Regions from separate parts of the Mus musculus genome. Here regions 2 and 3 are each linked to region 1. Evidence: chromatin loops called from intact Hi-C (ENCODE). Cell type or tissue: left cerebral cortex. All regions are shown on one strand.

Evidence for each region. Hi-C counts contacts between places; a loop is a spot of excess contacts. Peaks named below come from ENCODE experiments on the same cell type or tissue, not always from the same donor. Only the 100,000 strongest peaks of a DNase experiment are listed, where the experiment ranks them.
Region 2: a loop joins it to region 1, with 2.2 times the contacts of the local background. A loop is called at or near these places in 2 of 42 quality-filtered maps.
Region 3: a loop joins it to region 1, with 2.3 times the contacts of the local background. A loop is called at or near these places in 14 of 42 quality-filtered maps.

What each region holds. Positions count from the first base shown.
Region 1 is chr10:44,749,022-44,757,021 of GRCm38, forward strand. No RefSeq gene overlaps it. Among named protein-coding and RNA genes, the nearest start is that of 4930431F10Rik, 14 kb to the left of the region's middle. In left cerebral cortex, no CTCF peak of the experiment used is centred here; DNase peaks (open chromatin) are centred at 4,198, 6,497 and 7,551.
Region 2 is chr10:44,680,950-44,688,949 of GRCm38, forward strand. It overlaps Gm35154 (a long non-coding RNA gene), which reads left to right. Exons shown (of 4, transcript XR_380292.3): 3 at 7,461-7,553; 4 at 7,674-8,000. Among named protein-coding and RNA genes, the nearest start is that of Gm22503, 47 kb to the right of the region's middle. In left cerebral cortex, no CTCF peak of the experiment used is centred here; DNase peaks (open chromatin) are centred at 4,513, 4,803 and 5,154; H3K27ac peaks cover 276 bases.
Region 3 is chr10:44,325,324-44,333,323 of GRCm38, forward strand. All of the region lies in intron 6 of Atg5 (autophagy related 5), which reads left to right. Among named protein-coding and RNA genes, the nearest start is that of Mir1929, 30 kb to the right of the region's middle. In left cerebral cortex, a CTCF peak has its summit at 3,213 (motif pointing right); DNase peaks (open chromatin) are centred at 507, 2,006 and 3,211.

The DNA of each region.
Region 1 (8,000 bases):
GAGAAGTAGATTTTGGGCAGGATGCTCAGTTTTCTCCATTTTTCTGAAGGACATCTAGAATGTTCTTTGCTCAAGTAAAGCACCTGAATGATCGCTATTGTAAGCTGCCTTAGAGCGAGAGCTGCATTCTGTGACCTTCATCTTATTCCCCAGTCCTCAAAGCACTGTCTCTGATACAGGGGTAGCTCCTTGGTAAGCTGAAAATAATTTATCCCCTGCCCCTTGGTCACTCTAGAAAACAAGTCTGACTCATATTAGATTCTGAAGCTTCCTTATTGAAGATACTTCAATGTTTTGTTCTTGTCTTGTACGAGGTATTAAGCAGAGAATGTAAAACATGTCCTACAAGCCCTTTCCTTCTGGGCTGATGGCCAGCCAGTCATTCTGGTTGCACCACGTGATTTGTTGACGACTGTTGTCCCTTCTGGTTGGCCGGATCTGCACCTGTCTAAATTGCTGAATGTTCAGAACTTTACCATTCTTCTATGACCTGGTTCTTAGCTGCCTCTCCAACTCATCTCTGGCTCACCACCTCTGTAATCATACTGTGACTTTCTCTGTTCCTTTGCTTCTGTTATGCTTCATGAAATCTTGGACCATGCTCATTCTTATGTCTCTACCTGGGAGTCTTCCCAGTGTCTCCCCACTTGGAATTTCATTTTCTCTTTCTTCCTCTGCTAATTCTCTGTTGTAACCTCACATCCACCGGTGGCTTGCTTGACTTCAGACCTCCAGATGCATTTATATATCCCTCTCATATACTCACAGGCATGTCAGAGCTTCCTTTTAAGCTTTACTCACCACTTTGGTAAAATAATTATTTGTGTGATGGTTTATGACAGACTGCATGACGACAAGAAACTTACAGCACTACTGCTTGCTTCTCAGAAGAATCCTGATAAATATTTCGTAGAGCAAGGGCATAAGGAAAAGTATGGACCAAGGCAATGAGAATAATCAGAATTTTTCCTCTCCAACTATTCAGACTCTATAAAAAAAACTCTTGTTGAATAACATCTATGATTCAAATGTTTGCCTACTAATTTTCACTATCTTTAAAACAAGGTTCTGAGATTCCTTGGTGTTATTGCAGGTAGACAGATTTATTTGAGTCCAAATTGGTGCCCTCTCCTCTCCTTTATTCCTTACCCCCACCGCCCAGCATCATGCTTGACTCTTCGTTTGTTTGTTTGTTTGTTTGTTTGTTTGTTTGTTTTTGTCAGTCTCTTGACCACAGCTCTGGTCTCTGGAATCCTGGCCACACAATAGTTAAGCTTTTTTCATGTACACCAATTCCCTAAGATCTAACTTTGAAACAGCAATGAAAGTTAAAGCTGCTGCATTTCCTTTAGATTTTATAGCCTGATTTGCTTTAGATCCTAGGAGTTGATCATGTGCTAATTTGTCTGACTGTTTTGTTTGCCTAGATCAATTAAACTTTCCTGTATTTTTTTTTTGAAGTGAAAATATTTTCCCACATGAAAGAGTCATTTGGGGTGGTGTAACAAAACAGAGTTGGCCATGCACATCCTGAACGCTGTTGCCAAAATTTGGTTTTAATTAGCTTTATGACCCATCAAATAGCCATTTCCATGAATGAACCCTTTGCCATATATCCCTACCAGTTCATTCAACATTAATAGGAAAACCTCTGTATTAAAACTTACAACATACCTCTGCAGTCTCAACCAAAATGCCCCAAGCCAAACAGCACATAGTGTATTTGTTTTTCAGAAGGGAAAGCATATTTTTCTTTTACAGAATGTTGATGTGCAGTAGATGTTAAATACTGTATTCATTTTCTAAGGCTCTTCTTAAATTGAAATGATTTATTAAGGCAAATTATTCTGAGCAGATTTTTGTGTAGCTATATAGGCATAAAGGATGATGGTGAACCAGAAAAAAAAAAAAAAACCAAAACGATCTTTTTCAGAGTATGACAAAGAATTTAATATTTAAAAAAGTAAGAAGATAGAAGTATCAATGGTGTAATTTGGCTGAGGTTAAAGTTGACAGTAGATGGGCAGGGACCACAGACTGTTAAGGAGACTGCAGCACCTTCTCATGAGGATTCTAGGCTAGACCTTACTTCCATCCTCTGATCCCACTTTCCTAGAGAGCACGGCAGCCCCAGTCCAGGGGTTCCATTCTGTGGCTAATCATTAGACTCCTACTGTTTTCCATCTCCGTGTGTGAGGACAGGAAACCCAGAAAGCATGGCTAGGGAAGAGCAGTTAATTTTTAACTCAGGGTTCATCTTAATGGAGTCTGGAGACCTGGTGGACTCTTTAATTGTTACCAGAATTTTTCCATCCAGATGGGCTTCACATGACAAATATCTGCGAACCAGCACAATTTCAGTCACTGCTGAGGCGCAGCATGGAGAAGCTCTCTACGCATGTCTGAGTCCATTTGGAAAGGAAGGAGCCTTTTTACGGCCTCTGTCCACGGCGCCTCTTCAGGTGGGGTTTCTATCCTGCCTGAAAAATTCTACACTCAAGAAGTAGCAAAAGTCTCATTTCCGCTGGTGTAAAAGTTTGTCTCCATAATGAGCATGTCCCCGGGCCTTGGCGTCACATCTGACCGAGGAGGGTTAGGCATTTAGTGGACAAGAACAGTTGTCACAAGATCACAGCCCAGCCTCTCAAGCACAGGTTTTCCCAGGAGAACAGTCTTCTTACCTGCTTTGTCATCAGTAAAAGTTTGGCCTCCACAGTTTCCCATGTTCACAAAGAGGTGAGGCTGAGGAGAACTGAGGTGCTGACACATGTGGGGTTCAGGGTCTCTTGAGGTGAACCTTGGGGTTGTGGGAGGGTGCCCCTTCATGCCTTTTACATTTTGTAAGGGTTGCTTGGTATTACACCGCTATGTATTTCCCTTCAAAAAGTTCATCTACAAATCAGATATTTGTTCTCTATGCATTAAGCTCCTTCCTGGGGCAGTAACCAGAAAATGAAAGAAGATATTAGAAACCATTATTCAGGCAAATGGAGAGCATGGAAAAACTCTGGACACAGTAAGTGTGTGGGGACGGAGAGGACCACAGATGGAGTCTGGAGGTCCGGACTCCCATTCCCAAGACCTCCTCACACTGCCCCCTTGGTTTGAACTCCACAGGGATTATCTGGCCATTTCCATTTGCTACATAATGACTCTTGCTCTTGATAAAGTAACCAAGAAGGATGGAAAGAGGCTCCTGTGAGGGAACCTGAAGGGAGCAGGACCTCCCGTGGCATGTGTTTCGGGATCTGAAAAGAGGAAATTCATACACAAAGAACAATTGGGGAACAAATGAAAAAGTCTATTTCTCTGGATGACTTAAGAGCACGAATGAGATTACTTGTGTGTCTTGAGTCAAAGGTGAACAGTTAGCAGGAGGGATAGGAAATAGAATGCTTTAGCTTCCAGATTTTGATTTGAAGTAAAAAACCAGATACTTGGTGCTCAAGTACTGATTACATTGAAGCCACTTAATTTGGGGCAGGTTTTTTTTTTTTTTTAAATCCCTGGATTCTCTAATTCCCTACAGAGTTTTATTTTTAAAGCCTTTGTACAAGACAGAATGACCAGAGAAGAGCTAGGGTTTGTTTTTTTTTTTTTTTCCTTAAAGGGGTTTGAAGTTTGTTTGCTTAACAAAGTGTTTGCAGTCATAATTAGGTTGCATATTAAAGTTCAAAACCAACTCATGTTGGAAGTGACTGAAAATTGTTACCATCTGATGGCTTTGTGGGCAGAACTCTCACAAACGACACTGCACGCACCGAGGCATAAAGGCCGGTTTCTGGGTATGGCCCCAGGAGGCTTGCAGAGTCTGGGCAACGCTCAGACTGCAGATTTCCCAGGGTGGCATCATGGGTCTTAAATCTAACTGTCACAACATAATGGCTTTGTTCTGATGCAGCCATGCCTAGGGGATTTGGCTTGCTTTTTCATACTTTCATCTCGTGTCTTATCTATCGGTGGAAACACAGAGGTCACAACAGTTGTAATTTCTGAGGAAGTTCTTTAACACTCACAATGGAAAATCCTTCTCAATGCCAGGCTTCCTGAGAGAGAGCAAGGGAGAGAGAGAGAGAGAGAGAGAGAGAGAGAGAGAGGGAGGAAGAGAGAGAGAGAGAGAGAGAGGGAGGATGAGTCAGCTATGCCTCTGTTGCGTTGAAAGGCAAAACTGTGTTTAATTTTAACAGTGCCCTACTTCCATCTCAGCCAGCATATGAAGCTGATTTGGGAATAGAAAGAAGAGTTTTATATGGTACTTTTCAAACATCTTGCCCCCAGCAAGAACCCAAGTGTTTCTGAGAGAGAAATCTTGCTATCTGCCACACCTCCATCTTTTATTTCTTCATAGAAGGACTGGACAGTCCAAGTTGTCTCTTCTGATGGTGAGCATTCCACAAGAACAAAAGCCTACTAAGTGCATGCTGGGATGCAGGAGTTGGTACAGATGACCAGGGTGCTTGGAACTACCACACACGTGATACTGGAGGGATTCTTATGTTCAACTAAAGCTCTTGGACCCAGGTTTATATGCAGTAGGAGGAAGACTGCATTTCTTCCTTTCTTTAAGGAGCTTCCATATGAAATTCACAACTGAACTTGGACCAGGTTTAAGGATGAATTTTGATTGTGAACTCATTCATTTCCTGAGCATTAGTCTGTCCCTCTTAACTCTTCTAGGACATACATACATGCCAACACATCCATGCTGCTTAATAACATAAGAAGTAGAATCTGAGTAGGAAAACAGTCCAGGATAATGACGAAAGAAGCCACCGAGGATTTGGTTTTGTGATCCAAAGCAGGCAATAATTACAAGACAAAATAGAAAGAATTACAAAATATTAGACTGACTTTATAATGGGCAGTGTGTGTGTGTGTGTGTGTGTGTGTGTGTGGTGTGGGAATCACAGCACACTTTTGAAGGTCAGAGGATCACCTGAGAGTGTTGGTTCTCTCCTGCTACCATATGGGCCCCAGGGTTTAAACTCAGGTCATCGGACTTGGTGACTAGCACCTTTACCCACTGAACATCTCACTAGCATTAAAAAGATTTTAAAAACTTTTCTGAAAGTTACTTTTTGGATACCTATTTAAATGTACATCACAAGCAAATATTTTACTGACCACTTTATAAATGAGTGTTGTCCTGTTCCCTTCAGAGCCTATGATAACATTTGGAGAAAAGCATTAAGTAGACAATGTCCATTCCATCACTGTGCACAGAGCCCCCCTCCACAGTGAAGATAGCAGATGTATCATTTTAGCCAGAAAACCGAACTAATCTGGACCAATGCTGTTACAGTACAGGCTCGTTTATAGAGTGACCCTATTACCCATGAGCATTTGCAAGCCATCAGGATCTACTAGGATATAGTAGCATAGCCAAGGAGAACACTCAGCCCAGTATCTACAGTGAGGCAATATCCTTACTCCACTGAAGGTTTGAATGACAAGTGGAACTGTCTATATGCTAAAGCAAAATTTATGACCCTGTTTAACATGTTTGAGACTTAAATTTTTATTTCTTTCTGATCTGTGGCTCCATGACCCTTATTTATAAAATGTGTATTCTACATAATCAAAATATTTTTAAAAAGAAACAATTCTCAGAAGTTTAAAGATGGATGATTGAGATGATCTGTAAAAGGCTGGTCCCGACATAAAGCATGTACGGCCCTTACATGTATACCAGAACCCATGCCAAATTTGCTTATTTAAACCTGAGATAGAAACAAACTCTGTTGTTACAAACAGGCACTCTAGGTTATCACTTTTGTGTCTAAAGAGTCTGAGGGTAAGGACACACATACCAGTCCCTGGTGTAGCATGTTGTTTATCCAGAAAGACTGGCTGACTGGCAGGGAGGGAGTCGCATGCCAGATGAGTCCAGGGATGTACAAAGACTCAACTCTCGAATTCAATCAAGAAGGAATCATTCAATAACTCCGTGTTAAACTCCAGCCATGGGTACAGAGCAATGGGGAGTGTGTGAAATTAATCCAAATGGAAAAAAGAAATCTATTGCAGACTGTCAATGAACTGAGCAAGTCATCAAACAAGCAGAAAGAGGAGGCGTTACCTTCTCATAACTCACAGAGCCAAGTGAATGTTTACACTGTCACATGTAGTAGAGTTTGTTCCTCTCCCCTCCTTAAGCAATGTTTTGTGATGATTCTTTATCAGTTTTGGTCTCTTTTGTACTTGGGATTGTCCTTACGAAATGGCACCTACTGTAGTTATATCAGCACTCTATGGCTTAGGGTATATTCTGATTGACCAATGCCTGTACTACAGTAATTCAGAAGCCTATTAAATATCACCACAGCCTTCTAATATTAACAATAAGTCACACTTTCAGCATTAAAAAAGACTGACTGTGTTAGAATCCAAAAGGAATCTCCTATCCATTCACAGCTCCCACTTTGTACTACTCAGTCCTGACACATCTCGCTTGTGTGCCGTGACTCATTACTCTGTCAGTCTCTCAAAGGAACAACAGACTTGGCAGTGGGCCCATCTGTTTCTCTCCTAGGATTGTCTTTTGGTGAGAGAGCTGTTGCCAGGGTTATCATAGCGTGTTACATCATCCGAGGTGTTAATAGTCTCAGAGACCTGCAGTACAAACATGGATGTGACCTTGCCACTGTTTTTCTACCGTATCATTTCTGCCGCTTGGCTACACTCAACTCTAGCCACACAGAGAAGGAGACAGGGTGAGGGACAGGGACAGAATAAGCCAGGCAATAGACCATCTGCAGGGTCAACAGCCCAGCTGAGGTCCCCTCCTTCACAGGGCCTATATTGAATGCTCTGGGTAGGTTCTTAAACTTCTTCCAATAAAAGAGGCTGGACACTCTCCATCCCAGCAGAGTTCTAGCTATGAATTCATTTCTGTCCATTGGATTTACTCACCAGGAGTTTTGGAAGACAGAAATCATATTGGTGTCAACAGCAAAAAGGTTTCAGGCGATTATTTCAAACAAGCAAAAGGAGAAACATGGAGTCTTCCCCCTGTGATATTTCTGAGTTCACTTGCAGCTTTCCTAAAGGAAAAGAGCCTTGAGCTATAGGTCCTGTGGCAGCCTCCAAGGACAAGCACCTCTGCTGGAACTTTCTGTGCCACTCTAGCTGTTATTCCTGGAATCCAGCTTCCTCTGCTGTTCATAAACATTTGCAAGCACCTGTATTGACTGATGTAGGGGTTTGGTGGTGGTGGGTGGTTGAGTTGGTTGTTTTTAGGGTTGTTTGGGTTTTTTGTTTGTTTGTCTGTTTTTTGGTTTGGGGGTGTTTTTTGTTTTTGTTTGTTTGTTTGAGACTCCTGATGAGGTCACACTTCCCAAAAGGATCTCCAACTTTGGTATTCCCCTAGCAGGGAATAGTCTTCTGAGTGATTGCTTGCATGCCAGGCCAGCCTCTGCTGCTGCTGCTGGGATACTCACACCCACATGCATAGACCTTCCAGGAAAGAATTTGATAGTAATTCCATACACCAAGAAATACAGGAATAAAAATGGGGTGGGGCAGGGAGTGAGAGAGGAAGAGGAGAACAAAGAGAACCAAGGAGGACCAACAGGACCAAGAGAGCTTAAAGGGCAAGCTGTGAGAGGAAGAGGTGAGGGAGGAGGAGGTGGGGGAGGAAGAGGAGGTGGAGAAGGAGGAGAAGCAGCAGACTAGCAGGTTTATATAGGAATCAGAAGCTCGGGTGAAACCTCTGGGCTGGAGAGGTTTGGGAGTTGCATAGGTAGGGGAGAGAAAAGCAGAGAGGAGCCACAGCTACTGAGTAAGCCTGGGCCAGAGTAGGCTTTGGAATGCTAACAAGCTCTTCAGTTAGCCCTTTGCCTGGTTGTCCCAGATTTCTTTGGGACCTGACAATACACACTAACTTTTCCTTAGGATGTTCATTGTGGAGAGTCTGCGCTGGCGGAGTGGGATTGGGGAAGAGAGTGAGGTAAGATGTCAGGATCCTCTCCTGGAAAGACCTACGTGTTCTTACAGGCAGT
Region 2 (8,000 bases), 68 kb before region 1:
GTTGACAGTCATTGTTCCCACTGTCAGGGCATGACCTTAGACCCACGAGTAACTGGAAGAATTGTCTGCTCTTGAATGGAAGCCTTCCTGTCCGTAAAAGTTGTCACACATCTAATCACAGGTGATATATGGCAACACATTCCTTCTAAATGCACCTTTCATTTTAATTGAGTGTTTGCACCCTTGGCTGGAAAAGAATGCCACCTGTACCCCCTCTCTCAGGCTACTCTCTGTGCTTAAAAGAAAACCTTAAAAATAGATTCTTCAAGTCTTTAACTAAACTGAAGGAGCCTGACACCTTCCCTGTGTATAGGTGATTTATTTTTTTGGTCATGGTATTCAAGGTCCCTATATGTAACAACATTTTTTATTTTAAGTGGTTGCATCTTGAACATTTAATTACTTTTTTAAAAAGTCAAATACAGAAACTTCATTAAAATATTATATGTCCCAAGTTTTAATCAGATATATTTCTGTATAATGACACTGAAGTGGTGGACTCACTTTTAGCACATGTTCTATATGTTACCAGCAGAGTTCACCCTGCACATTACAAAGTGTAGAGCTGTGTGCAGACCTCAGACATTGTTCTGGGGTCAGACATGGGATGATGAGACTTGTGTACTTTTATTTACAATGGTGAATTGGAGCCACGATTATACCTGTGCCCACCAACCTTCTAGAGTCAAAGATAACTTGTATATGTTTATTGCTGCCCTTAAAAAAAAAAAAAAAACATGACAAAAAAACTAATGTGAAAATAAAACCGGGCATCTCTGAGGCTAACCTGATGCCTGCAGCAATTGAAATACTTAAAATTCACTGCAACTGTTTCTTTTTTCCAAGAAATAAACTCTTACTTAATGTGGACAACTGAGGGTCTGACTGAATGACCACGGTCCTCATCCATCTCCTTCTATCCCAGGATCAGCATTGATCTGATGGGATAGTTTCCTCTTTGGAAGGCATCTTCTCTGTAATGTCAGATTACCTCCCACGTGAGACGTTCACCATCTTTCCCATGCTGTTCAGCATCTTTACCGTTTCTGACAGCAGAAGAATCCCGTGTCTCTCTGATTTCACTCAAAAGTGCCTTGTTCCTCCATCATTAGGAGGACCCCTTTTATGATTCTAGCCTGTCATTACTGATCAGTCATTTTCATGGTACCTCTTCTTTTAGCACAGAGTCCCTGGAACACCGGGGTCAGGGCTTTTCATCTTGGATTTTTCACTCCCACCTCTACATCAGTAGAGAGGATAGCACTATATAATTAGTGCTTAGTTGTAACTTATATTTGTAAAATGTCTTACATTTTACAAGGTGTCCTCCCCACCCCATTCTTCTTGTGCTCAATTATCTGGGTGGAATTGAAATAAACTTAAGTAACTGAATTGGGAAATTCTATTAGGGGGTAGAAGGCAGGGTAGACAGTAAGGAAAAAAACGGGACTAAGGTATCCAAAACAAGTGTTATTAAAGCACACAGATAGTTGATTATTCTCAGCTCTCGATGGAGCAAATAGGTTTCCTCAGGTGGCTTCTCACTCCAAGACAATTTGCTCTCAGCTCCATTTAAAGTTACTTTTAGATTATGGGCTCTCGGTGGCTGCTCTACAACTCAAGAGTTATAAGTGAAGACAAGTTTTTTTTTTTCTTTCTTGTGCATCCATGTGTGATAAGAACGATGCTTTCAGTACTACCAGATGATCATATTTCCATATATAGGCACAAAGAAAATGATTTTTGTCATCTCATTTGAGAGTGCTGCATACCTGTGTTTTCTGAGACACTTTTCACAATAACCAAGATATAGAATCAGCTTAGGTTTCCATCAACAGATGACTGGATAAAGAAAATACGGTTTATATACTATATATAACGGAACATTATTTAGCTATAAATACAAAGGAAACTGTCATTTGCAGCAAAACTGCTTACACTGGAATGCATACATGAAATAAGCTGGCCATAGAAAGGCAGATGACAGCACATTCTCCCTTGAATGTAGAAATGTAGAGAAAGGACATCTAAATGTAGAATATAGATAAGACTCTGGAAAGATGGTAGTAGAAGAGATGAGAAGGGTAAGGATGGTTAGAGATGATCCAGGCGTGCTGTCTGCATGTGTATGACAATATCACACTGAATCCTATTGATGTGTTACATTTTGGAGAAAAAAAAAAAGAAAAGAAAAGAAAAACATACCATGAGGAAGAACTCATGTCATGATCAAACCCAAAGGTTTGCTGTGGTTCTATTTCCTCTGAGAATGGGTTTTAGCTAAATCTACACAAAAGAAGAGACATAGGCCATGGTAAAGTAGGCAAGGCAGCAGAACAGAAATAGGAGTCCTATGTCCCAAAAGCCCCTGGAGTCCAAAGGAGTTCGAAAGGCTTTGGCAAAAAAAAAAAAAAAAAAAAAAAAAGAACAGGAAGAGGAAGAAGAGGGAGAGGAGGAGGGGGAGGGAGAAATATTGACAATGACAGAGAATGAAAAGAGCTTTTATTTTTATGATTTACTTATTTTTGTTTTGTATGTGCATTGGTGTTTTGCCTGCATGCATCTCTGTGTGTTGGATCACCTGGAACTGGAGTTGCAGAGAGTTGTGAGCTGCCATTTAGGCGCTGGTAACTGAACCCTGATCCTCTGTAAGAGCAATCAGTGTTCTTAACTGCTGAGCCATCTCTCTAGTTCTGAAAAGAATGTTAACAAAAACAGTCAACGAACGGAAAACTGTGATTCAGTTCTTTATGATTTACTAATTATTTTTAAAAGATATTTGAAAATCTACTCTAGATTCTATCTTGAGCCCCTGACCTCAAGGATACATTCATATCATTGTAAATATACTTTGTATTGTTGCTGTGGATAGGAAAGGTCTTCCAGATCTCATACACTGAAGGCCTGTTGATGTGCAATCCAGAAATGAGATCATGAGGACCCTGCTGTTGTCAACAATTTAATACTCCCTAGTCAACAATTTGATGAACTACTAAAAAGTGTTTAAGAGTTAGGAGTGGGGGACTTAGTTTAAGGGAGTATTCTTGAGATTTCAGTATTGGCTACTGTATCTTCACAATAATTCCTCTCTGCTCTCTGGATAGAATGATGGGAGCCCCTTGCTTGACCATAACCTCTGTACCATGATCTTTTGCCTTGCCAAAGACTCACTATAGGACAAAGTGACCATGGACTGAAAATTCTGAAGCTGTAAATCAAAATAAGTCTTTAGTCTTTTCAGTTGATATGCTCAAGTATTTTGTTACTAGTGATTGAAAGTGGACAAATACAAATATTAAAAGTGGAAAAGGACAATTAAATAAATCCTTCCCTAATCTTCTCTAGGCTTCTCCAGTTGAAGTGAACTTTATTGTTTGTCTGGCTTAGCACACACAGATGGAAGAATGCAGGACATAGCTCCCAGGAGAAAATACTCAACTTTGATATGGTGATCCTTGTCCAAAACAAACTCACTGAGGTAGACGTCTCATCCTCTCTTACCCAATGCCATTCTTTTATACAGGACTTACCTTATTATACATTTCAGTCATTTAGCATCAGAAGGCTTTGACTGTGTCTATTTAATGCATGTAGGATGCATATGAATAGAAGTGCTTACCTGCAGACTTTCCTGTGGATACAAGCTGTACATGTATCTTGAGTTCCCAAAAATGCACCCAACACTTCATAAACAAATAATATTTATAGAGCAAATAAATCAGTGGTCATAGCATAGTTATCTCATCTAGCAGGGGCACCCAAATGTAGTAATCATAAATTCCATGGAAGATTTTATATCTACCACAAATATAAAATGCTGGCTTTAGTACTGTCTGTGGCCACCAAAGTGAGTTGTGACTGGGCTCACCACAGAACGCACTCCTGATATAACTAATGGGACAGTACTCAAGCCTACAACAGAGTGTGCGGTCTTCTCAGTCGCTAGATCTAGGACACTGCCAGACTGCTGACTAGTTACATACAGTATCAAACTAGTCCAAGAGGCTGTGGAGAGATAATTGTGTGAGACAACGGGAGGACATGGGAGACATGATGCACAAGTCATCCTTTCTTGGATTACTCTTGAGTTATTGTGCTCTCCCTGTCTCTCCTTCCTCTCTCTTTCTCTTTCCCTCAATTTGTTTGACTCACTTCACCCATCCTTGTAGGCATAACAGAGAGAGACTTTTGGCATTTTCTCTTCTCTTTCATTGACTACATGGGCCTCGGAGGTCCCAAAGGAAAATAAACGAGGAACAGCTTGAGAAAGATGCTGAAGGACCTCTGGCAGTGTTTGCAGACTCTCCCATCAGGGTTCGTGAATCTTGAAAATCAGAAGACAAGGGAATCTTGCTCGTGTGCCTGCTCCCTCTCTCTTCTGACCCCTCTCTCTCTTCAGGGTCAGATTCTCCAACCCCACCCTTCCTTTCTGTGGCCCTAGAGGGAGGACATGAGTCAGCACTTAGGCTTGCAAATGTGATCTGCTTTTGAGTCCTCAGAAGGTACTCATTTCAGATCTAGGACGTACAACTACAGAGAAAGTCTCCCTCCCACCTCCTTCTGTTCTGTGGTCAGACACTGACTCCCACTTTGTTAAAGAGCTTTAGATGGATCTTAGCTTGAACATTAGAACAACAGTTTTATGCTCTTCTCTCTCTCTCTTTCTCTCTCTCTCTCTCTCTCTCTCTCTCTCTCTCTCTCCCCTCCCCCCCACCCCCGTGTGTTTGTTGAGGAGAGGTCATTAGAAGAATAGAAATAACTCCCACCCAAGTGCAATGGACAGATGGATCTTTCAGAGAACTCCACCAATTTAAACACATGGTGCTTGGCAATGTTGAGTTTGGGAGAGGAGAGAGGGAAGAAGACAACAGAGAGGAGAGCCAGACTTTTGTCCTTTATTCTTCTGAGAGAGGAAGCACATTGACATTCTCCCTTGATTTCTCATTAAAACTTTAAGGCATACCTTTCAATGGATTCTTCTGGGAATGGAACCAAGTTCACCAATTTTGTTGTTTAGCCAATATCCTTTCAGTCCTGTATTCAAATTTTTACTTTGCATGGAAAATTAAACCAGTAGGGTGTTTGCTGCTAACTCACTGTCACACTTTTTTGTCTTGTCTTTTTAGGAAAAGAACAAACAGGATCAAGTGGGGCTGGTTCAGACCTCCCCATGGGTCAGGCAGTGAGGAAGAGGGGAACGGTTTCGCTTCTCTGAGTTAAGAGTAGGGGAAAGTCACACCCCCAGCAGCCCTTGCAGGCAGCAAGCTGATAAAAGGTCCTCTGGAAGCTGTGGTTCTCCAGCCTAGGGAGGATTGAGAATGAGTGCGCTCCTTCCCTTTTCTCTGTTAGGTTCCTGCTGTGCTTGGTTTCCATCTTGCTTGACATGGCCTCTCTTTCCCCTTATCAAAGCAGGCTCAGGTTGGTAACAGATAGTGAGAACCGAGTGCTGTAAAATCCAGAGGCTAGATTCTTGTTTCCAAGTGTCTTGTGGCTAGAACTGACAGGAAGCACTCCTGTCAAGCTCTTGTAAAAATGTCAAATATGACTTTTTTCTATAAAATATTGTTAAACTTGTGTTAAGGACAAGGAATTCAAATATTCTTATCCACCCCCCCCCCACCACACACATAGATCTTGTAAGACTTTTATGCAAATGTTTTAATTTCCCTCAACCCACTAAAACCTTTGTTTATTCAAAGGTCCGATCCTCCAGTCTAGGAATTTAATGGCCTGGAGCAGTGACCCTTTTCTCCTTGGAGCAGTGACACTTTGCCGCCTTTTTTCATTTCCTGTGCACCAATTCTTTTCAGGCTAGCCAATTGAATTAGGTCTGTGAGGTCAGACCACAGCCAATGGGAGAAAAAACACAGACATCATCATAGTAAGTAAAAAATCTGAATGCACTTCCTGTCTGTGTGGTTGGGTCCCAAGCACTTCCTCTTGACCAAGAGTAAAGCATGACTTGTGCAGACCCTTTAGTGGGGATGGCTGTCTCTTTGTAACCTCAAACTTACTTCTCACATCCTTACTTAACAAAATGATCTTGTTTGTAACAGACTTCTAAGTAAAGAGAAGATCAGATCTCCTTCTGGTTTAGATAGCATACCTGTGGAGACTGGGGGAAAAATGATGGACACTTCCTCCTGGTGAGGAATTGGGGATGCGTGAACCTTTGTAATCACCAAGAAAACTAAGAGCATCTATTACATGAGCAGAGCCCCCAGGCAAGGCCACACAACTGCTTAGCAACTGGACAGGAGCAGAGTTTTAGCCTTGCTCTCACTTCCTGCCAGGCTTCTCCTTCCTAATGGGGTGAAGCTAGCCAGGTTGTGATTAATTAATGTGAAGCAGTGATTTGTTCCAATGCGTATGAATATTTTGTTAGAGAGGGAAAATGGCTCTGTGTGTGTGTACGCGCGCATGCGCATGTTTGCATGTGTTTGCGTGCTATACAGTGAGAGGGGAGAAGTATCTAAAATGTTAGAAACAGGATCTAAGTGCTTCGAAATTTCTACATTGTGCAGAACAGCACCTATTATCCTTAAACTTTAGACAACCTACCACTCAGTATCGCATTGGCCTGAGGATGAGTTCAGTTTAATAAACTCTAGAGACACTGCTCTTATGTCTCCAAAAGGCTTGTGTCTGGACAAAGAATGAGGAGAAGTTGGTCGCTACTTTTTGAATCTCACAGCCTTTTCAGATGAACTTAAGCATCTCTGCCTTGGAGGATTGAAGAGGGTCATGACTTGCTGAGAGATCTAGACTGTCTGTGTATTTTTAGAAGTTGAGGAGGTGGCATAACACCACTTAGAGTCCTCTTGGGTTGACTTTAGAATGGGTTTTTAAGGAGTGTCTACACTGAAGGTAGAGCCAAATGAAGGGCTAGGTAATGAGTGGCTTGTATCTTATCCATTTACCTTTGCTTCCTGAAGCTTTTGGGAGACTTTCTGAGGAATTATACATAGATAATTCACATGATAGCTAAAGACTGAAGACCTTTCAGGGGCATTCCAAGAAACCCAAGTCCAAAAAGTCTTGAAAATATTGGAGACATATTTAGTACTGACTGTAGATATGTATGTGTTGATGTCAATCTTTTATTTCATTTATGTTTGTTTATATCTATACCTTATTTTACATGCACAAAATATATTTTATGTATACAATTTTATGTATATTTGAATGAATCATTGAAGGAATGCCTGTTATCCCTCCAAAAGCATATATACTTGCAAGATCATTAAAGTCAATTAAAATTTTTCCTACGGAATCTATCATTTTGATGTTGAAAGAGGTTATACTCATGAAATCACTGTGGCTAGAGACAAGCAAATGTGGCTGACTTTCTCCCTCCCCTCCATTTTTTCCTCTGTTCCTTTCTTCTCACCCCTTATTTCCCTCTTCCTCTATCCTTTCTTCTTTCTTCCTGCCTATCTTTTCCTTATTTATTTTTGAAGGCATATAGAAGCAGAGTTGAGTGAATCTAGCATGTCAACTTGTCTCTATGAACTGAAGAGTCAGGAAAAATCCCCCTTCAATGTCAATGCAAAGTAAGTTAAGACACTAAAAATGAAAATTTTCATAATCATAACTTTTTAAATGGCTAGCTCTCAATATTAGTAATGTTTGCTTAAGACCAAGACTGATCATGCTGTTGTTTCCCACGCCAGAGTATCTGAAGACTTTAAAATACCGGGCACACCAAAGCCATTGGAAGAGGAAGAGGCAAACAACAAAAACCCCACCACCTGACAGTTCTGGTGATGACGTGGACCAGCCAGGGCTCAAGTATCTACTAATGGAAGGCTAAGCAGGTGCAGCACCCTGGAGGACTGTTTGGTACTTTCTGCTGAACCTAAACAAATGAATACCCCATCACCCAACAGTTTCTCTCCTACCTCAAACCCAAGGGAAATGAACACATGTGTGTTCCTGATGCATGCAAGAGTGCTCCAAGCAGCACTATCTGTAATGGTTCCCAACTAGAGACTGCTCAA
Region 3 (8,000 bases), 420 kb before region 1:
ACCACAGACATGAGTGCAGTTCTGTTCCGTGTCTGTTTCTTCTAGATTACCATTGATGTGTTGGGGCCTTTATACCAGTTCAGTTTCTTATTTCTAGATTTTCCTATTCAATTTTTTTGACTAACTTGTTTGCTATTGCTGTTGTCTTCTAGTAGCTATGAAGTTTTAAAACTTTTTTTCACTGAGTAAGCTTGATGTCTGACCAGATAAATCCTAGGACAGACAAATGACAGTTTTCTGAGAAAGAACTCAGCCCCATTCTGGCCCTTCCTCTAGTGACAATGCTGCCATGATCCCAGGCCGAGGACGCACATGGCCCACTGGGAAGCTTTGGCCTGAGGTGGAATCTCAGAAAGCTAAAGTGGGATGACGTCTCTGGAAACAGATGTTCCCTGAGCTGTTGCAAGAGCAAGTTAATTTTAAGAAACACTGGTTAGTGTTTTAGTTTTCTTCTCTTGTGTGAAGAACCCTGACAGAAGCGTCGTTTGGGAAGGAGGAAGGCTTCTGACTCGCAGTCTAGGGTTCAGTGCTTCATGGTGGGAAAGTGAAGGCAGCTGATTGCATCACATCCACAGTCAGGAATAGAGCCGTGAGCTCCTGCTGCTGCTCCTACCTCAGTTAGAGCAATGAACCCAAACCCCACAGGCATGCCCAGAGGCCAGTCTCCATGGTGACGGCCCATTCTAACCACAGCAGTGTTCTCCTTGCTTGGTGGAGAGGTCATGTGATAGGCCGACACTCCATTACTGAAGAAGGCATCTCTACTACCTCTAAGGCTTGATGAATGGATTTTGTAGAAATTTGGAGAAAACGATAAAGATGAAGTGTTTCCTAGAGTTTTTTTTGTTCTTGTTTGACTGGAGTGAGGAGTTATTTTAAGACAGTGTCTGACTGTAACCCTGACCAGCCCATAAGTTGCTGTGTGTTGGCATTGAGCTCTGTCTCTGGAATTGAAGGTGTACATGCCTGGCTGCTATCTCTGTTAATGATTTCTAAAGTGCAAAACGTTCCACTGAGTACTCGACCTTAAGGATAAGAGTCGGGCTGGAGAGGTGGCTCAGCAGTTAAGAGCACTGGCTGCTCTTCCAGAGGTCCTGAGTTCAATTCCCAGCAACCACATGGTGGCTCACAACCATCTGTAATGGGATCTGATGCTGTCTTCTGGTGTGTCTGAAGACAGTGACAGTGTACCCACATACATGAAGTAAATAACTAAATCTTTAAAAAAAAAAAAAAAAGGAAAAGGAAAAGAATAAGAGTCTGTCATGTTAGATGCCCAGGGATTGCCTTCTCTACCAACCTGCAGCTTATAGCTAATGCCCCTACCCTGGACAGTCTGAAAGAATAACCCTGTAGCATGGAGCATGGCCGTGGTTAAAATAGAGAGGCTTCAAGCCATGCAGGACTGGGATCTCAGGCTTGGAAAGCAAGTTTCAGGACAGAGCAGGCCAGCTGTTCCCAAGCTGTGGTTCACAATCCTATGGGGGGGGGGGGGGTCACATATCAGATAGCCTGCATATCAGATATTTATATTACTATTCATAACAGTAGCAAAATTACAGTTATGAACTAGCAATGAAATGATTAAATAGTTAGGGGTCACCACAACATGAGGAACTATACTAAAGGGTTGCAGCATTAGGAAGGTTGGGAAACACTTGGGCACTTATGTCTCATTTCTGGATCTTCTTCATCTAAAAAACTCTGATTGTAGTATTTTGTTACTGTGGAGATGAAATGCGCCTGCTTCACTGTAATGTCTCAGAATGCTTGGTGTGGAAAAGAGGTACAGATGCTATCTAATCAGCTGTGCACTGGGCAAGTTGAGTTACCTTAGATCATACTATTGTTGCAAATTAATGTTTGTCAGGCTTTCTGTATTTCTGGCGAGTGGAATACGTGTGATGAGTTGTTCATGACACGAGGCTGTGTGTGCGCTGCTGTATTTGTAGTGTCTACCACAAGCAGCGTAAGCCTGTGCTTCCGTTTCCTCTTTCTTTCCCTGCAAGTCCGCAGACTCGGGACTCTGGAGTAAGTTTTGTTCACTTTCTTTGACTCACTCATTCTAATGTCCCAGAACAACCTGCCTTAAGTCTCAGCTTTCCATTTGCATCTTACCCCTTCCTCCTCACAGAACTTGTCATGGTTCCTGTAGAACTAACTGCCTGCTGTGTTTCTTTCCCTCCAAACGATAGCTTTTTATTTTGTTTTTGAGACTGGTTTGCTCTGTAGCCAGGGTTGCCTTTGATCTCTCCTGCCTCAGCCTTGTTCAGTACTGGGACCAAGTCCGTGTCCCACCACACACAGCTGGCATATGGATGTTTGTTTTGGTGATAATTTTGATATTATATATTAGCTATCTAGCATCTAAATCACATGGTATTGTTTAAAACTGGACTGTTTGGGGGGCTGGAGTTAAGAGCACTGACTGCTCTTCTGATGGCTCTGAGTTCAAATCCCAGCAACCACATGGTGGCTCACAACCATCCTTAATGAGACTCCCTCTTCTGATGTGTCTGAAGACAGCTACAGTGTACTTGCATATAATAATAAATAAATCTTTGGGCCAGAGTGAGCAGGGCCGGAGAGAGCAGAGGTCCTGAGTTCAATTCCCAGCAACCACATGAAGGCTCACAACCATCTGTACAGCTCAGGCATAAAATAAATAAATAAATCTTTAAAATAAAAATACTGGACTGTTCTATTTTCTTACCTGGTTAACTTCTCTCACAGGGCCTTTAACCTCACCTTACCATCTCTTCTGGCTAATCTTTCCCAATCTTTCACCTGTGCTGTATATAGGTTAATTCTTTGCTCTTATCTTAGGTATTTCTCCTTTGCCATGACAGAAACTAGGAGTCTGACATCTTAACACTGATTTTGACCTAAAAAATGACTTGCTCAGTGTCCAGCTGGTTACCTGCTGCACGACTGAACCTGGGCCTTCGTATCTTCAGCTTTCCCTTGTCCTTGTAATGCAGGCAGTGGTTTTTATTATCTCCCCCAGTTCATTCTGTTGAAGTGTGTGTCGATTTTCTGGATTTAGTCGATTGCTGAGGAAAAGAACTGACTTCCTTTGCATCTTGATAGCTGTTATAGACAGTGTCTTACTGCTAGGAGGGATTGAATAATGATTTTAGTGTCGTTTTAAAACATATCTGAATCTTATATTCTCTGTTCCTTGTAAAATAAGTGGGTAAATTGAGGCCTGCAGGGGGCAGTCCAACACAGCAGGTTTTTAATGTATTTAGTAATCTCAGATGGTTTAGAGTTAAATTCCTTCCTGTGGGGAAAAGTTTGTAAGGGAAGCAAATTATACATGAATAACAGTAATTGCTAACATTTATTTTGTATTTTTTAAGGCCAGGTACTGTCTTAACTATTCTACATGTGTTTATTCCCTTATGTGTTCATATTTTCTATACAGATGAGATCATTAAGAGATACTCTAGGCCCTGATACTCATGGCTTCATCCACCTGGTGATTAGGAAGCCAGGGATTTGAGCAGAGACAGTGGAGCCTCTCGGCAGAGCCTGTTCTCTTTCATGGGCTGTTGGTTCATTTCTTTGGTTTTCTTAGCCTGTCGTTGCTTCTTATTTGAAATTCAGTTTGTACACGTGTATACTATCCCTCCCATTCTGTGGCTCCCAGCCCTCAATCCCCTTTCTTCTAATAGAGAAAAGTCACAAACAGTGTGAAGAAACTGAAGCAGAGCTAAAACTTTGGAACCCTCTCTTCGTTACAGAAAATTTCTATCTACCAAGTAGGCAATTTTTATTGATCCCATTAAGTTCAATTTTAGAAATAGAATGAGTGCCATTGCTTGTATCTATGTATAAGACGATCTGCAGTAACCTTGAAGCCTCAGTCATTAATATGTCATCTTAAAAGGAATTGTAAAGGAAACTCTTTCAACAGTTTCACTAAGAATTTCTTGGTTGTAAGAAACAGTATTGGGAGATGAGGTGATCCAGCAAGGAAAAGCACTTGCCATCTAAGCCTGTTAGCCAGAGGTTAATCCCTGTGACCACCACGTACATGTCACAGCACACATGCACACACACATCCATGCTGTCAGTTACTGGTATGTCTTTCTCTTTTATCATGATAGTTTCACCTCTCCTTTCTGAGAATTTGATTAAAATAGTAAGAACAAGGTCATTTTAAAAAATTGATTGGTGGTACTTATGTTAAATGTAACACACTTTAAAATGTTCACACTGTTGAAAATAGAAGTGTGTGTAGTATTTACCACCACAAAATAGAAAGCTGTCACCTATCAGACCTTACACCTTACAAGGTTGTGTTGGTTCCTGATGTTTGAGGTGACTGGTTCAGTGACTAACTTTAGTTCTCCCAGCATTCCCGGACATATAGCCTCCAGTTGCCTGAGTTGCCCACTACTCTTAGTATGACCTTGACAGTAACAATCCTATCTTAAATGCCAGCAAGATTTTGCTGAAAGGACCCCATATAGCTGTCTCATATGAGGCTATGCCAGTGCCTGGCAAATACAGAAGCGGATGCTCACAGTCAGCTATTGGATGGAAAACAGGGCCCCCAATGGAGAAGCTAGAGAAAGCACCCAAGGAGCTGAAGGGGTCTGCAACCTATAGGAGGATCAACGACATGAACTAACCAGTACCCCCAGAGCTCGTGTCTCTAGCTGCATATGTAGCAGAGGATGGCCTAGTCAGCCATCACTGGGAAGAGGCCCCTTGGTCTTGCAAACTTTATATGCCCCAGTACAGGGGAATGCCAGGGCCAAGAAGTGGGAGTGGGTGGGTAGGGAGGGCAGCAGGGCAGGGGGAGGGTATAGGGAACTTTCAGGACAGCATTTGAAATGTAAATAAAGAAAATATCTAATAAAACAAGGGAAAAAAAGAATTGGGATTAAAAAAAAAAAACTGGTTTAAAAAAAAAAAACCAAGGCAAACACATTGTAGTCCTGTCCTAAGCAGAAACTGTAGCACTCAATGCAACTTTGTAGACAGGAGCTAAAGATGCCAGCACTAACTGTTCATTCTATTTTCCCTAAATAATTAAAAATATACTTATGGTTAAAGTATTTAAGATTTTATATTTTCTTCTCTCATTTAATGGGATATGATTGGTATTCTTAATGTATATAATATATAAGAGCAGTCTTAATATCTCACACTGTTTAGAAGGAGTTTTATACAGTAATTTATCCAACCATATCACCTTTATGTTTCAATATCACTAGATGGCCTTCCTAACGTGTCATAAAATTTTATATTCTTAAAAAAAAAATCCTATCTTAAGTCACTTAACCTTAACATTCACAACTATCCCAGCTGGTCAGCTGGTTTCTTCGTCACGTGGGACTTCCAGTGTTCTGAAACTGTACGCAGTGCTAGCATTGGGATGCTGCTCCTCAGATGATCCTTCAGCCTGCTGACAGCTCTGTGCTGTCAGAAATCTGCTTAATCACTTATTAGTTTCAGTAGGGAAAACTGCCTTCTAATTTTCCCCCTGCTCTTCTCATAAGTAATTTTCATATAGCACGCAGAGCACACACCTGTCTGCTGAAAGCAGATTGCCAGGCTTTGGTTCTTAGCAGTGGTTCCTTCTTTTGGGGAAATATGAGAGTTGCTTTTGGTAGAATTACTCAGACTTTAAAAATACCTATCTGCTAATACTTTCAAGTAGGTTGTATGTAGGGTGCTCACTTAGGAATACTAGAAGAGAAATCAACTTAAAGAGAACAAAGCAGGCTGGAAGTGTAGATCAGTGTGGTAGAGCATGTGCTTAGCACACCCAAGGACCAAGTTACTTCCCCAGTACCACTCATACACACACACTTGCAGACATGCAAAGTAAGCCAAAGCAACTTGTATTCTTTCTGATTGAGCCTATTTATAGATAGATAGATAGATAGATAGATAGATAGATAGATAGATAGATAGATAGATAGATTGATTTATATATAGATATATACATATATGTGTGTCTTATAAAAATATATGACAGTGTTGTTGAGTCACATCCATTTAGAAATATTTGTATTTATTCTTGAACAGTTACACACACACACACTCATATATATGTATGTGTGTGTGTGTGTGTGTGTATATATAAATAAATAATGTACCTTGACTATATCCACCCAAGCTCTCCTCCTGTCCCACTCTGCTCACACACCCCCAGTATGTGTCCCTCCTACCCTGGTGTCCTCCAGTTTGGAGTCCAGTTTTTGCTGCCTGCATCACACACCTGAAGAAAAGTGACCCCTTGTCCTAGTGCCCATCAGTGGTTAGTAGCTCCTCAGCTGGGGTGGAGCTGCACAGCCCTTCCCCATCCATGCTGGCATCACTGGTTAGGTTGACCTTGAGAATTGTGACTGCACTGAAGTCAGAGTGCACAGCTGCGTCATGACCAGCAGACAGTGTTTCCTCATCCTCTCTGCTGCTTAGCATTTTCCTGTCACTCTTCCAGGACGTTTCCTGGGGTTTCTGGAAGTAGATTTATAGGTGTCTCAGCTATGTACTGACTGCTCCCTACTGTAGAAAGCAGCTTCTCTGACAGGCTGAAAGCAGCACTGATCCATAGGTATTCTCATAAATATTTAGAAGGCAGTTTGACCATGTGTTTGTTTAGCACAAACTGCGGTTGTGTTTCCCTCCTGTCCTGCTTAGGGTTTCTCCTGCAGTGGAAAAACAACAGGGCCATACCTACCTTCATCTTACAGTTCCACGTCCAGTCCGTCATGGAAGGAGTGCAGGGATGCATCTACCTACAGCAGTCACTAATCAAAGACATGCTACACAGCTTCCCCACAGGCCAGTGTGGCGGGGTCATTTTCTCAGCTGAGGTTCTCTCTTCACAACTTCTGTATCCCTAGGGACTGTGACCTCCCTGCCTATGGATTTTTATCTAGGTTGTAAACCAGCCATGGATCTCTCCTATGCACCAGGCCTCAGATGCAGTCAGAAAGCAAGTGGTTATTCCTGTAGTAGTCAGACCACTGGTTAATATTTGTAGGGGTTGTGCTTATTGGTTTTCAAGGATTTTAGGTTTGTTTTGTGGCCCATGCAGATTGTTTCAGTACATATGCATGTGGCCAGAGCAACATGTGTGCATAGATTATGTTGATCATGAATCAACTCTGACAGCCATACATGAAGCCATTACCTAGGCAGATGCTTCTTGGCGGTTTTAATGAATTAACATTTTAATCCTTCATAAGTAAATTTAGTCTGATATGAATATTCTATTGTATTATCTGAGTTGTATGCCTTGGAAGCTGAAATGTTTATAATGATGTAGAGAATAATATATTTTTTTAATTTTTTATTAGATATTTTCTTTATTTTCCTGGTTTCCCCTCTGAAAACCTCCTATCCCCTCTCTCCTCCCCTTGCTCACCAACCCACCCTCTCCCACTTCCTGGCCCTGCCTTTCCCCTTTACTGGGGCATAGAACCAAGGGCCTCTCCTCCCATTGATGACCGACTAGGCCATCCTCTGCTACATATGCAGCTAGAGATAGGAGCCCCACCCACCATGTGATTTCTTTGATTGGTGGTTTAGTCCCAGGGAGCTCCGTGGGTACTGGTTAGTTCATATCGCTGTTCCTCCTATGGGGCTGCAAACCCCTTCAGCTCCTTGGGTACTTTCTCTAGCTCCTTCATTGGGGACCCTGTGTTCAGTCCAATGGATGGCTGTGAACATCCACTTCTGTATTTGTCAGGCACTAGCAGAGCCTCTCAGGAGACAGCTATATCAGGCTCCTGTCAGCAAACTCTTGATGGCATCCACAATAGTGTCTGGGATTCCACTTCACACCAGTCAGAATGGTTAAGATCAAAAACTCAGATAACAGCAGATGCTAGTGAGAATGTGGAGAAAGAGGAACACTCCTCCATTGCTAGTAGGATTGTAAGCTGGTACAACCACTCTGGAAATCAGTTTGGTGGTTCCTCAGAAAATTGGACATAGTACTACCTGAGGACCCAGCAATACTACTCCTGGGCAAA